Linked DNA regions of Homo sapiens: region 2 is linked to region 1. A link is a contact called in ENCODE Hi-C or POLR2A ChIA-PET data. All regions are on one chromosome and are shown on one strand. The core of a region is the stretch at or near the end of the contact, and the rest is flanking DNA. Distances in the headings are between cores, read along the strand shown. Region 1 has its middle 89 kb from the start of TET2. Region 2 overlaps TET2 (tet methylcytosine dioxygenase 2).

The links. A loop is a pair of places that touch in the nucleus more often than their neighbours do. ChIA-PET counts read pairs that join two places held with the same protein, here RNA polymerase II (POLR2A). Pooled maps may share reads with other maps.
Region 2: a loop to region 1 is called in a pooled map, with 14 times the contacts of the local background. The contact joins two enhancer-like sites. A Hi-C loop is called at or near these places in 1 of 37 single-sample maps with no recorded cell type and 10 of 50 pooled maps. POLR2A ChIA-PET finds 5 or more read pairs at or near these places in 1 of 52 experiments (H1).

Annotation. Positions count from the first base shown.
Region 1 is chr4:105,054,472-105,061,682 of GRCh38, reverse strand. No RefSeq gene overlaps it. Among named protein-coding and RNA genes, the nearest start is that of TET2, 89 kb to the left of the region's middle. RefSeq lists enhancers at 631-730, 2,206-2,275, 2,296-2,395. Within about 2 kb of position 3,087, at least 3 of the 41 ENCODE cell types and tissues checked have a DNase peak (open chromatin) inside an H3K27ac peak, as active enhancers do.
Region 2 is chr4:105,214,275-105,220,832 of GRCh38, reverse strand. All of the region lies in intron 2 of TET2 (tet methylcytosine dioxygenase 2), which reads right to left. All of the region lies in intron 2 of TET2-AS1 (TET2 antisense RNA 1), which reads left to right. Among named protein-coding and RNA genes, the nearest start is that of TET2, 71 kb to the right of the region's middle. Within about 2 kb of position 5,097, at least 2 of the 41 ENCODE cell types and tissues checked have a DNase peak (open chromatin) inside an H3K27ac peak, as active enhancers do.

The DNA of each region.
Region 1 (7,211 bases), core at 1,838-4,337:
TGGTAAGGGTCCAAGGTAAGGCAAACAAATGCAAGGAAACCTGTCTGCCTGACTTTATATATCAGCAAGATAGTCCTATCGTACATCAACGAACAGGCTTCAAGTTGACAACAGGAAAAATGTGACTCAGCTTATACAAAAGGGGAAGTCCCAGCGTTGGGCTCAAACAATGGGTCTGTCATTTTACTGCTTTGCTGGTCTGTCTTACCTTTTTGAAGACATGCACGGGTTGAGGACTCATCAATCTTCTCGGTCCTAGGCAGGGTCAGTAAATTTAGTATCCAGGGAGAGGCATTATTCCAGGTCATGAGCAGAGCAGAGGAAACAATGGGGAACTTGTGGTCAGGCTGGTAAAGTGATACCTTAAATTCCAGGAATACTTGATTTGGGAATGGAAACAGGATAGGCCCAGCAGCAAAACAAGAGCAGCACAAAATCCTCCTTAGAATGATCAGTCTAGTGAATGAATTAAACAAAGAAAGCAGACTGTGAGGGATATGTTTATTTTCTCCTATACTCACATATCTGCAGTTCCTTCTGCAGAAGATGTTACTGCAGAAGCAGTAACAACTAACTCATTGATGCAAAAACATTTTATGATATGACACTAAACACTGTGTATATGTGATTTACACGTTATGTGTTAATTTGAGTTTTAGAGGGATCTTTAAGTCATATAGGGCTGAGGAAAACATGTACTTCTTTGGCAACTGAGCTACATCTTACATAAAATAACACCACCAACACCGTATGGGCAGACCTCACTGTGGAGTCAAAGGCAGAAATAGTATGTTCTCCAAATGAGTCACTCCCAGAGGTCCTGTGGTCTTTAAAAACCTGACCACTATTATTCTCTGTGCTTATAGGTTGTTCTTAGTTGCTGCCTTGAGGCTTCCCCTCACTTCACTGTTTCCACTTCTTCTTTATTGACTTTTGTGAAGTCACCATTCTCTTCCTCTTTCATGGTAAAGTGATGGTAAATGTGGGTGATTAGGATGTTCAGTGAAGCACAGACTTATTAACAGGAACCAGGAGGAATGGCTAATGTTGCTAGGGTTTAAAAGTTTTACATAAAAGACAATCACAGTAGTAAAATAGTCATCAGTAAGAACATGACTTTTCTTGTTTCATTGAAAAAATGTTTAGTACTTTTGACTGAATTATTTCTAGAGTATGACAAATCTGTTTTATTGTTTTCCTATAACTTGGGGTCATTTTGTTCTGGCCTGTGGTATGCAATGCCCCAGAATATTTTATATATATTTTTTTTATTTTTATTTTTATTTTTTTTTGAGATGGAGTCTTCCTCTGTTGCCCAGGCTGGAATGCAGTGGTGTGATCTCAGCTCACTGCAACCTCTACCTCCTGGGTTCAAGCAATTCTCCTGCCTCAGCCTCCTGAGTAGCTGGGATTACAGTGCATGCCACCATGCCCGGCTAATTTTTGTATTTTTTTTAGTAGAGACGGGGTTTCACCATGTTGGTCAGGCTGGTCTCGAACTCCTGACTTTATGATCCGCCCACCTCGGCCTCCCAAAGTGCTGGGATTACAGGTGTGAGCCACTGCGCCCGGCTGCCCCAGAATATTATTAAGGATAGGTTTTTACTTCTAGTATAACCATATCTTCCTTATCTTTGTATGCTTAATACACAGTCAGTGCCTGAAACCTGTCAATCGCTTAATAAGCGTTTTTAATTGAATGAGTACATTTTCAAATATATCTTGATTAGTTACACTTTCTTTGAAAGAGCCCCCCAAAATAGATATAATTTTATAAAACTAGTACAGGGCTGAAACTGAACAACAAAACTGGAATTCCCTCTCCTGGGCCTCTCCAGAAAATATAGCTGAGATTGATCCTTTTGGTCACCACAGAAATAAAGAATGAATAAAAAGAGCCAGCAAAAAGAAGTCTTTAAAGACAACAAAGAGACTCTGTAGAGTTTTATGACAGGTTTAGATAATTAAAACTCATCACAAGGAAGGACATTTAGGAAACAGGAAGGGCTGACTTCATTCTACCCACAAGATTTCCAGAATCTTTCTTGATTCAGATGAGAGTGGAGGTCCCTCTTCTCCCCATTCCCACCCCACTCTTGAGTGCTGTGCTGCTTCTCCTTTCTCTGTTCCTGTTCTCAGTCTCCCATGTCACACAATAGTAACAAAATGACTAAAGTCTTACTCACTGAATATATTATGTGAGCCAAAAACAAGTGTTCTGGCAGCTTGGTGAACTTACCAAATCTCCTGAGTCTCAAGGTAGCACTGGCTTAAAGTCCTTGATGGAGCTTGAAGAAGAAAGTGTAATACATCTGTTCTCAAAATTCACTTGACTAACTCCATCACCTCCTTCAAGTCTGGGCAAATCTCACCTTCTCAATAAAGCCCGCTCTGACTGTCCTCTTTAATGCCGCAAACTACCCCTTCCCCAACACTACCTTCTGGCATTCCTGATCTTTCTTATTCTACTGTTTTTCTTTTCAGTGATGTTTATCATCTTCAAACATACTAGCATATCTACTTATGATGATTTTCTATTCCTGCCTCCCACTTGAATGTAAGCTTCACAAAGGCAGAGATCATAGTTTGTTTTTTAATATATCATAAGCCCCAAGAACAGTGTTTGGCCCATAGTAGGTGCTCAATAAAGATTGGTAGGATAAAATAATGAGTATTAATTAGCTATTGCTATGACACATGACTGAAGGAATTTATATATATTAAAGAGAAAAAGTACAAATAATGCCCTGTAATACAGTATGATGAGTGCTAAACTATCAATATAAAACAAGAGCAATGGAATGAATAATTCCACAGAACAGTTCTCTGTTCTAGTAAGGTAGCCAAAAGTGGATCATAAGAGAGGGATGATGGATGTGGAGGTATCAAGAAGAGATTTCAAGTGGACTCTCAGCTTATTTTTCCTCATAGGAATGGAGTCTTCTTGTTAGGAAGATGAGATTTCCTATCTTCTGTATCACAACTTGAGTCAGCAAATGGAGTGGGAAGAATAAATTGGTAAACTGGAACTCACCTATTGAGTCTCTTGGCTTTCAGTTCCCTTTTTAGCCATAGTATAGGCCTCCTTCCCTTTCCCATATCATTTACTGCAGGTATTGGGTCTTACAAAACCTATTATCTTCCCAGCCTGCTCAGTGAGGTTCTGAGTCAATCTAATCTCCTTGTGTTAGCTTTTAATATACTTCATATTTCCTTCTATCATTGTAGAAGAACATTGTGGTTTGCATTTTCTTGATGTTGGTTTACTCCTGCTTATCTGTACCTTGACTTACATTTTCTGGAAGAGAAGCAGATGGCGGATGACTCATTGGTACAATCATTTTGACTTTCTTTGCTGCCTGTGATAATTTGAGATTCCTGGTCTAGATTTTTTTTTCCACTTCTGCTTCAGATGAGTCATATGACTTCAGGTGGTGGATTAGAATCGATGCTTTATCTGCCCAGTTTTGAGTATCTTATTTTAAGTCGTAAGAGTGTTAAAAGCTATGCTGCTGAGCAAATCCTTCCCAGTGAGAAGAATAAGGAGAAGTTCTGTTTTTGTAATATCGTACTTCTATTGATTGGCAAAAGAGTATTGTATTTATCATTACCCTCAGTATTTAAAAACCATCCAAAGCCTTCTTGGGTGAAGACTCTAAATATATCTCAGGCATATACTCTGTTTATTGTGTTCTGTGTGGCCTGGGAAAGTCATAAACAAATGAATTACATCTGTTTGTGAGGCATTTACTGATTTCTTAAGACAGAGGCTGGGAAACACAAAGGGAAAGTACCTGACCTTCCGACTATAATATGCTCGTAAGTTCCTCTGGGTCACATTTATTTTTGCATACCTGAGACAGAGCTACACAGACAGTAGATATCAAATAGGTATTGTGAAATAGTGAAAAAAAGAATTCATAGATTGACCTGATTTATTATGTGAGGAACAGCATGAAACCTGGAAATCCAGTTTCCATGTCTGTAGAAAGGAAAAATTATACTAGTCAACTATAGGCTAATAAAAAACACTGTAAAATAAATTAAGCAGCTGAGATCTGTGTGTTCAGGAAACTGCGCAACCATTACACTTCTCCAATTTTCTAGGAAGGGGCAATTGCCTTAGGAGTGCATTGAGTAAGTTCCATTTACAAAGTATAATTGTAGGGGCCCCGAGTCTCTTGAACGCCTTGCACAACACTACCTTCTCTCCTAGCTGGCCAGAAGTCCCTATCAATAGCACTGGTCTTCAAGATCAGGTAATAAGTATCCTTGTACTTTTTCACACACACTAATTGAAGAGAGAGTGTTGAAGGTTTTCTCAAACCTTCTCCAAAGGGACTTTGTTACTTCAGTTAGCACATGGTTACACACTAAGGCAAAATTTCCAAAGTTTTGTTCTGTGGATTCCTATACTCCAACCTCAGTTGTCATTGTTTAATCACTATACCCTGCTTAATTTTTATTCATAATGTTTATTATTACCTGAAATCATGTATGAATTTAGTCTTTACTTTCTGCCGTCGTTACTGAGAGCTTAAACTCCAAGAGCTCATGGATTTATCACCAGCACAGAAATTAGTATTTGGCATACTAGGCGCTCTATAAATATTTGAATAAATGAAAAGGCTTTATGATGTGATGATGTGAAAAAAGACTTTTTTTTTTTTTTGAGACTTAGTCTTGCTCTGGTCACCCAGGCTGGAGTGCAATGGTGTGAACTAGGCTCACTGTAACCTCTGGCTCCCGGGTTCAAGTGATTCTCCTGCCTCAGCCTCCCGAGTAGCTGGGACTACAGGCGCCTGCCACCATGCCTGGCTAATTTTTGTATTTTTAATAGAGATGGGGTTTCACTTTGTTGGCCAGGCTGTTCTCAAACTCCTGACCTCAGATGATCCGCCTGCCTCGGCCTCCCAAAGTGCTGGGATTACAGGCGTAAGTCACCATGCCGTGCTGTGAAAAAAAGACTTCTATGGTAAAGTTCATTTTGAAAATGGAGTAAATAAAGATAAGTTTATCTACTGCAGGACTCATTGGGCATTTTAATAAACTATATGTGTTTTATGAATCTCAGGATGGGGATAAAATATTCTGTGTTCCCTCAACTTCTTTGATCACAGAACTTTTTTGCTTTTGGCCTAATGTTATGAGATAAGTACATTTCAGTGAAGGAAAAAAAATGGGCAAATCTTAGAAAGTCTTACTCCTGTAGCAGTGAGGCATATTGGCATGCTGTAGGGATTTTTCAGTCAGAGTCCCTAGAGGATGAGTTCAGGAAAGCTGGCCTTGGGTAATGAAGATATGAGGCTATGGGAGACTTGGAAGAAGAATGGTGAAAGAGGAGAGGATCTGCAAAGACAGAATTTGAGTATCTCATTATGCTCTCTTTCAAAGTGCTGGAAAGATGTTACCAAACGGCAGATGCAGCTTGGAAAGAAGAATTCCTGACCATGTTTCAAAATTATTATTTTTTAAGTAAACTTTTTACACATAAAGGTGTATAAAACATAGTACAGAGACCAATGATTTTTCACAAAGTAAACCCACTCACAAAACCAGCAATTTAAAAAAATTACCAAAGCCCAGAAGCTAACTTTTATGAATTTTATCTTTGGCAATTGTCGATTTTCTATATTTTACATTTGTTTTCAATTTAAAAAGTCTTATCTGGGGTTTTTTCAATTTTTTTTCTATTTTTCAAGGTAAACACTTAGAATCATGGCTTTTTAGTCCTTTTCTTCTTCTTTTAAATTTCCAACTTTTATTTTAAGTTCAGAGGTACATATGCAGAACATGCAGCTTGTTACATAGGTGAATGTGGTGGTTTGCTGCACAGATTATCTGCTCACCCAGATATTAAACCCAGAAACCATCAGCTATTCATCCTGACCTTCTTCCTCTTCCTAACCCCTACCCTCCAACAGGCCCCAGTGTCTGTGGTTCCCCACCATGTGTCCATGTTCTCATCATTTAGTGAGAACATGCAGTATTTGATTTTCTTTCTTAGTTTGCTAAGGATAACGGCCTCCAGCTCCATCCATGTCCTCGCAAAGGACATTATCTTGCTTCTTTTTATGGCTACATAGTATTCCATGGTGTATGTGTACCATGTTTTCCTTATCCAGTCTATCATTGATGGACATATAATAGGTTGATCCCACGTCTTTGCTATTGTGAACAGTGCTGCAATGAACATACAGTATGCATGTGTCTTTATAGTAGACTGATCTATATTCCTTTGGGTATATACTCAGCAAAAGGATTGCTGGGTCAAATGGTATTTCTGCCTCTAGGTCTTTGAGAAATCCTCATACTGTCTTCCACAATGGTTGAACTGATTTATACTCCCACCAACAGTGTAAAAATCATTTCTTTTTCTCTACAACTTTGCCAGCATCTATTGTTTTTGGACTTTCTAATAATAGCCATTGAGTGGTGTGAGATGGTATCTCATTGTAGTTTCAATTTGTATTTCTCTAGTGATCAGTGGTGTTGAGCTTTTTTTCATATGTGTGTTGGTCACATGTACATCTTAATTTCATAAGTGTCTGTTCGTATCCTTTGTCCACTTTTAAATGGCATTGTTTGCTTTTTTCTTGTAAATTTGAGTTCCTTACAGATGCTGGATATTAGATCTTTGTCAGATGCATAGTTTGCAAAAATTTTCCCCCATTTTGTAGGTTGTCTGTTTACTCTGTTGATAGTTTCTTTTGCTGTGCAGAAGCTCTTTAGTTTAATTAGATCTTGTTTGCCAATTTTTGTTTTTGTTGAAATTGCTTTTGGCACCTTCATCATGAAATCTTTGCCCAAACCTGCTTCCGGAAGGGTATTGCCTGAGTTTTTTTCTAGGTTATTTTTATAGTTTTGTATTTTATATTTAAGTCTTTTATTCATCTTTGCTTGATTTATGTATATGGTGTAAGGAAGGGGTCCAGTTTTAATTTTCTGCCTATACCTAGCCAATTATGCCAGCACCATTTATTGAATAGAAAGTTCTTTCCCTATTGCTGGATTTTGTCAGGTTTGTCAAAGGTTAGATATCAGATGGTGGTAGGTATGCAGTCTTATTTCTGGGTTATTTATTCTGTTCCATTGGTCTATGCATCTGTTCTTGTACCACTACCATGCTCTTTTGGTTACTGTAGCCCTGTAGTGTAGTTTGAAGTTGGGTAGCGTGATGCCTCCAGCTTTGTTCTTTTTGCTTACGATTG
Region 2 (6,558 bases), core at 3,848-6,347, 160 kb before region 1:
TGAAGTAGCTATGGTGATAGAAGAAATAAGGACAGATCTCTCCTATCAGGGTACTGTGCAGTGAGAGCCCTTGTAGGCCTCTCTAAAGAACGCTCCATATATGTCAAGAAAGCCAGTATTCGGATGCCTGCCTCACAGAGGGCGTCCAATAGCCAGTCAATGCCAGGCAGAAAAATAGCAACATCCAAAGTCCTCCAGTCTTGTTCAGGTGCTTAAGGAGCCCTGAGCTCCTTTTCATCCTTCCTCAGTCCTGCCCAATCTCCTAGGCACTGGTGCTCACGGTAGAGGGGGAGGGGAGGTATCAGGAGTGAGGCTCCCCTACTTTCAACTCCAAGGGTTGGAGCCAGTGTTTAAGTTTGTGCTGGGAGAAGAACACTGACTCAGGCTTGAGTTGGGAGTTTTAAAATGAATAGGACTGAGTTTGAAAGACAAATAAAATTGTTCTAATAACCAAAAGGTGCTGTAAAAATTATGTTACCTGGTCAAGAAGACATTAATGGCTGAATGGGGTGAAGGAGACTATAATAGTATATATGAGGGGCAATTGTAGAAAAAAAATACTTTCATTTTTATATACGGAGGTATGATTTTTCCAATAGAACCATTACATAAGGCCAACAAATGGGTTCTAATAATATATAAGAACTTTATGTAATTTCTAGGAGGGCTCATAATCATTCAGTGTAGTTATATAATGACACTGGTAGAGTTATAAAAATAATCTGTCAAGGTATTCATTCTTTCATGCAACGAATATTTATTGAACATATTCTATGTGTCAGGCACTCTAGTAGTCACCAGTAACACACCACTGAACAAAAGAGATAAATACTCCTGTCTTCTTGGACCTGATATTCTAATGAGGAGAAAAACAATAAACACAATAAGAAAGTAAATTATGTGGTGTGGTAAGAAAATGTTGAGTGCTAAGGGAAAAACAAAGAAATAATAGGGCAGCTAACGAGGAATCAAGAGTATCGGGGAGTGGTTGCCCTATTAAATACTATATAATGAGGGTAAATCTCATTAAGATAGTGAGATCTGAACAAAGTCTTAAAGTCGAGTTATATAATAAACATCTAATTCACCAAGATGATCTTAATCAATGCATAATTCTTTACTGTTTGATACATTGTCTCATATCTTCAGCCCTAAAATCAAGAATGGCAAAACAAAAAACAAACAAACAAAACCCCACAAAGCTATCAAAAGGTAGAAATTAACTATATTAGAGTTGGTCAACTAAATTGTCACATCCCCAGGGGACTCTACAATATTAATGTGAAACAAACATGACATACCTAGCATTTTATTTAAAAACTCTGTACCAGGAATCCTTGTAACACAAGCATTTTGGCAATTATGTACTGTACTGTATCCCTAAAATCTGCTCCTTCTCAAAAATATTTTGTTCCCTACCATTGCCTCAAAAGGCATGCCATCTATGTTTTGGAGAAGTTTTGTACAGACTTGAATAAATTCGTTTTCCTATTGATCTAGTCTTAATCAACTGGTTACCATAACAATCTGGTCATTTTTATTCTTCCTATTTTGGAACAACTAGCAATGATCATGTTTTAGTTAATTTGTAGGATATTACGGTTATTTTTGAGAGTAAGATGAAGATCTTCTTAAAGATTAATAATGGAGATGCCATTAAACCAACTGCACATCCATGAGCTATCAATTTAAGAAATTTCAATATGTATCAGTTCTAATGAAAAGCTGCCAACATTATTTCATAACATAAACAAAATAACCAGTCTATCAGAAGAAAGAGTAATACAGATGCTTTAAAAGAGTATCATATAACCATGTGTTCATCAGAAAAATACATCAATGTTCCCATACATGATGAAGATTACTCTAATTTTCTTTGATCTGAAAAGCTCTGATAAATAGGTTAAGATCGCCTAAAATTATATAGCATGTTTTAGATTATCAAAATAGTAATAGACTATATATATAATATAGACATTATATATATTTTTTCATTACAAAAGGTTCTTCTGGAAACATAATTTATGGGATCCAGAAGTTGCATAAAATATGGTCTCTATCTTTAAGAATCTTTAATTATTTAACTGAGAAGACAAGACATATACCTACAGGACATAGACACAGTCAGAACAAGAATGCTGAGTTTTGGTTCTAAATGTGGGTTTGTGAGCAAGTCACAACCACCCCACATCTCAATTTTTAAAAATTTATAATACGAGGGGAATGAACATGATTACATCTAAGGTCATCTTGTGTTCTAAAATGCTATGATTCTCTAAAACTGGCAATGATAAATATCTACTGGGGCTTCAATTAAATAACTCATCACGAAGACCACTTTCGGTTTGAAGGGTGTAATTTTTACCTCATTTTACACATAAGTAAACAAGCTAAAAGAACGAAACGGCATGGCATAGCCGACATGAGGAAGAAGTAGATATAAAATGCAGCCTTGTCCAACTTCTGAGCCAAACTATGAATAGATGGAGATGATCTGTTCAGGACAAAGAGGTAGATTTGGTGCTCCTTATCAGTACTGTCCTTGGAAAAGAAACACTGGATTGGCCAATATGATCACATCACTAGGAACATAAATTCTTCTATGGGGCAGGATGATTAAAAAGCTTTCTTCATTGAGGTCTAGAAAATAAATATTCCTAAGACTCTTCATCTTCAAGAATCACTGGGTGCCCTTAAAGCAAGTACCCTGGACAGTGGACATAAATAATATTTTGAAAATTAAAAATCAGAATTCTTGATTATTAATTGATAAACTTACAATTTTGTTTAAACATCAATCTCATGTGAGTTTAATTAAAACAACTCAATTTCCTTCACTCGAGTCAACTCTGCGGGAGAGATAAAATTGGGTTTCTGAATTTTTGACATTAAGAAGCAGGTCCTAGGCAATGGTGTCCACCCTAAAATGATGTCTTCTTGATGTCTCTACCATGTCTCTTTATAAGTGCAGTATTAATAAACTAGAGATGTGTCCTAATGTGTAGGTACCTGAACACACATGTACACCAACACCATTGAAACAGATTCTTATCATATGTGATATCTATCTATGGGACTGGTTCTTTGGGATATTAACGTGTAATTTTAAAAAAGGAGAACCAGCCTGAGAAAAAATAAAGTTCTGTGCTCAAGCAAGAAAACTTATTTTTTTTCTAATTTAAAACTTTCTTTAATGCATGGCCTCAAAGTCTTTAATATGATGATAGGATGTCTGGAAAGGTGCTGTGTGGCATTTCCTGGACATAATGAAACACAGGATCATTGTTTATGGAGCACCCTGAATAAACAGTATTTCCATGGAATAGCATACTTTGGAAAACCCTAATTCAGATGTAGTATATGATATCTTATGTAATTTTAATCTGTGCATAGATCTTGAGGCACTGATGAGAACCTGTGGACTAGGAGAGTATAAATTCATAAAACCACTCAGATGTAGAGTTCTGAGTTCATTTTCAAGAGCAAAGGACACATACCTATGCAAGTTTTGCTTTAGCTTCAAATTTAACTTGTAAAAACTAAACTATCTTCTTCCAGTTATATTGCTGTTCTAATGATTCACGCTCTTCACCTGTACTTTGCCCAAATACAAAATCATAACTTTTTTTTTTCACCATGAGCTAAACAGACCATCCAAGTTATGCCTTTGAAATGAAGAGAAAGGTCTGTTCATAGGATATAATTTGGTTGATTGTTATTTTAGTGTTGCATAGTGCTGACATGTATCTTCATAGAGAATGCAGGGAGGGGCAAGAACAAAGAAAGAACACACAAAAAAATTGTAAACTCAAAAAATCTAAACATTTAGGACAAACAAAAAATACACTTCCACGTATGTATTGAAAATAACATTTGAATTCAAAATAAGACTTAACTACCTGCAAAGAAATTTCCATATAACCTTAACATTACCTAGGAAATATCATAAATTCACATCACGCTGTATGATGCATTTAAGATTGATGTGACCAACAGTTTGTCCAACAGACTTAGCTATACATCTGTTATCACGATTATAACTAAATCCGCTAAAAGATGAATTAGCTTTTTGTTTGAAAACAGCTTCAAATTAATTAGTGAATGATCCAAGTTTATGGCATTTTTCATAGAACAAAAACAGGATTGTAGAGGAAAACATCTAGGAAATATCATATAAATGTTCTGCTTTAACCTGTGGCAAATCATTACTTTTAAAGTTTATATTTGAATATAATATATAAATGTAAATCAGAAGCAATAAACACTTCAAATATCACCAACAACCTAAAAGTTGTAGCTTACCCCCTTTCCCCTCTATCGTATCCATCTTTTAGGAGTATAAAAAATCTGATTTTAGTTGCCATCTTATAAACATAATACCATAAAATAAGTCCACCAGTTAAGACAAGCACTGAATTACGATGAAGAAAAAGAGCATTTCAGATTAACTCACAAAGATTATAGAACTGTTATTACCAGAAGCACCAACAATTCCATGAAAGAACTTTGATTAAAATTCAAAGCAATATTTTAACTCTCCTCCCCCCGACCTGTTTCAAAGAAGTACTATGAAATAAACATGTATAAAACATTCCTTTTGTTTTAGTCAGCGTGGCTTTAAAAATACTCATTTGTACTCTATGTCTCCTCTTCTACCTCCCCCAGAAATACTAGCCAAACTCCAAGTATACTAGCTCTAATATTCACAGCATGGAAATGTTTTACATTGTCTTCTAAAGACCCACAGTTAGTAATCAAGATCATAAAATATTTTGAAGCTGAATTAACTTTATTTAAGGGGAGAACAAAGAGTAGAAGGAAATGGTGGTTGATCTCTTAATAGAAAAGGTACTTTAGTCACACATGGAGAAAATAGAACTCTGAGTTGTCAGACATGTCTCTTCAAAGGTATTGACTTACAGTTAAAATGTTACTCAGGCCGACCATTTATGGTATCGTATAAAAATTCTACACTGCTCTGCTAAAAAAGGTTATGGTTTAGAACCCCAGAAATGAGTTGGCATTCTGGTTGAAATCAAAGCAAACTCTTTCCCATGTTTCAATGTTCTCTTTGTGGTAAGATGTAGCATGAAGAGATGGTAAAATCACTGCAGATAAGGGGGAAAAAAAAACTGGCTGATCTCATCTGTACTGCAGTTATTGCTTTGAGATGATGCTGAAGACTGCATTATTGAAGCAGTGCTGGGAAAAATGTTGTATTCCTTTCTGTTTCTTTTTTCAAAATACTTTCAAAACTCTAAATCTTTTCTCAGAGGCATTTCTAACTCTGGAAGCCCACACAGCTACCAATCTTATAAACATTTACAAGTATTTCATCTCTAATTTAAATTTTAAATAAAATTATAATGTGCTGAATAATAATTCAGGCTTTTTGGTAATAAATATAAGTCAAATGTCACAAAGTTTAAAAAGCTCTTTCACTGATTTTCTAGAACATTATTTCATGGTCTGACAAGTGATTGTAAGATGTTATTACAGAGAGACACTGAAATAACCTATTCTTTTTAGTTTAAATGCTACTCAGTTGAAGAAAATTAGATTTTATAAAAAGGTCTCATGTAGCATTTTCTGGAAAAAAGCATCATATTCTTATCACTGCCTATGGCTGTGTAGGAAAAAACCTCTCCAAAATGCATTTTTCCTCTGCTCTCACATCACAACAATATTCAAAACAGAAAACTTCTCTCTTGTGACCAAATGTGTGAGGGTTTCTCCCCAATAACAAGCAGCAGACACTAGCTGGGTGTCCTCCAATTTAATTCCCGGAGACAGTGTCAGACCCCGTAGATTAAACGCTCAGTTCCCAAGATGCTCCTGCCACAGACACAAGTCACAAATCCAGGCCTCCAGAACTTCTGACCAACCAGCTTCGAGTTGGGGTTCCCACAACACCCTCTTTGGGTTCAATACGTTTGGTCAAGCAGCTCACATAACTCAAGAAACACTTACTTATATTTGCTGGTTTATCAAAGGATACAGATGAAGAGATGCTTAGGGTGAAGTATAAGGAAAGTGCACGGAGCTTCTAAGTCCTCCCTGGATGAGCCACCTTCCAGGAACCTCCACTGGTTCAGCTATCCAGAAGCTCCCCAGACTCAATCCTCCTGAGTTTTTATGGAGGCTTCATGATCATCAGCATTCCTTTCCCCAGTGCAAAGGGTGGGACCTTCTCTGGGGTTTTAAGACTCAAAATCAGAAGGGTGGGGAAGATTAGAATCTCCCTCAGGGTTGGGTGTGGTGGTTTGAGCCAAGGTGGGTGGATCACTTGAGCCCAGGAGCTGGAGGCCAGACTGGGCAACATGGCGAAACCTCTCTACAAAAAAAAAAAAAAAAAAAAAAATGCCAGGTGTGGTGGCATGTGCCTGTAGTCCCAGGTACTTGGGAGGCTGAGATGGGAGGATTGCTTGAACCTAGGAGGCTGAGGCTGCGGTGAGCTATGATCACACCACTGCACTCCAGCCTGGGTGACACAGGGAAGTCTTGTCTCAAAAAAAAAAAAAAAAAAAAAAATCTCCCTCGGGGGACAAGTGAAAGGAA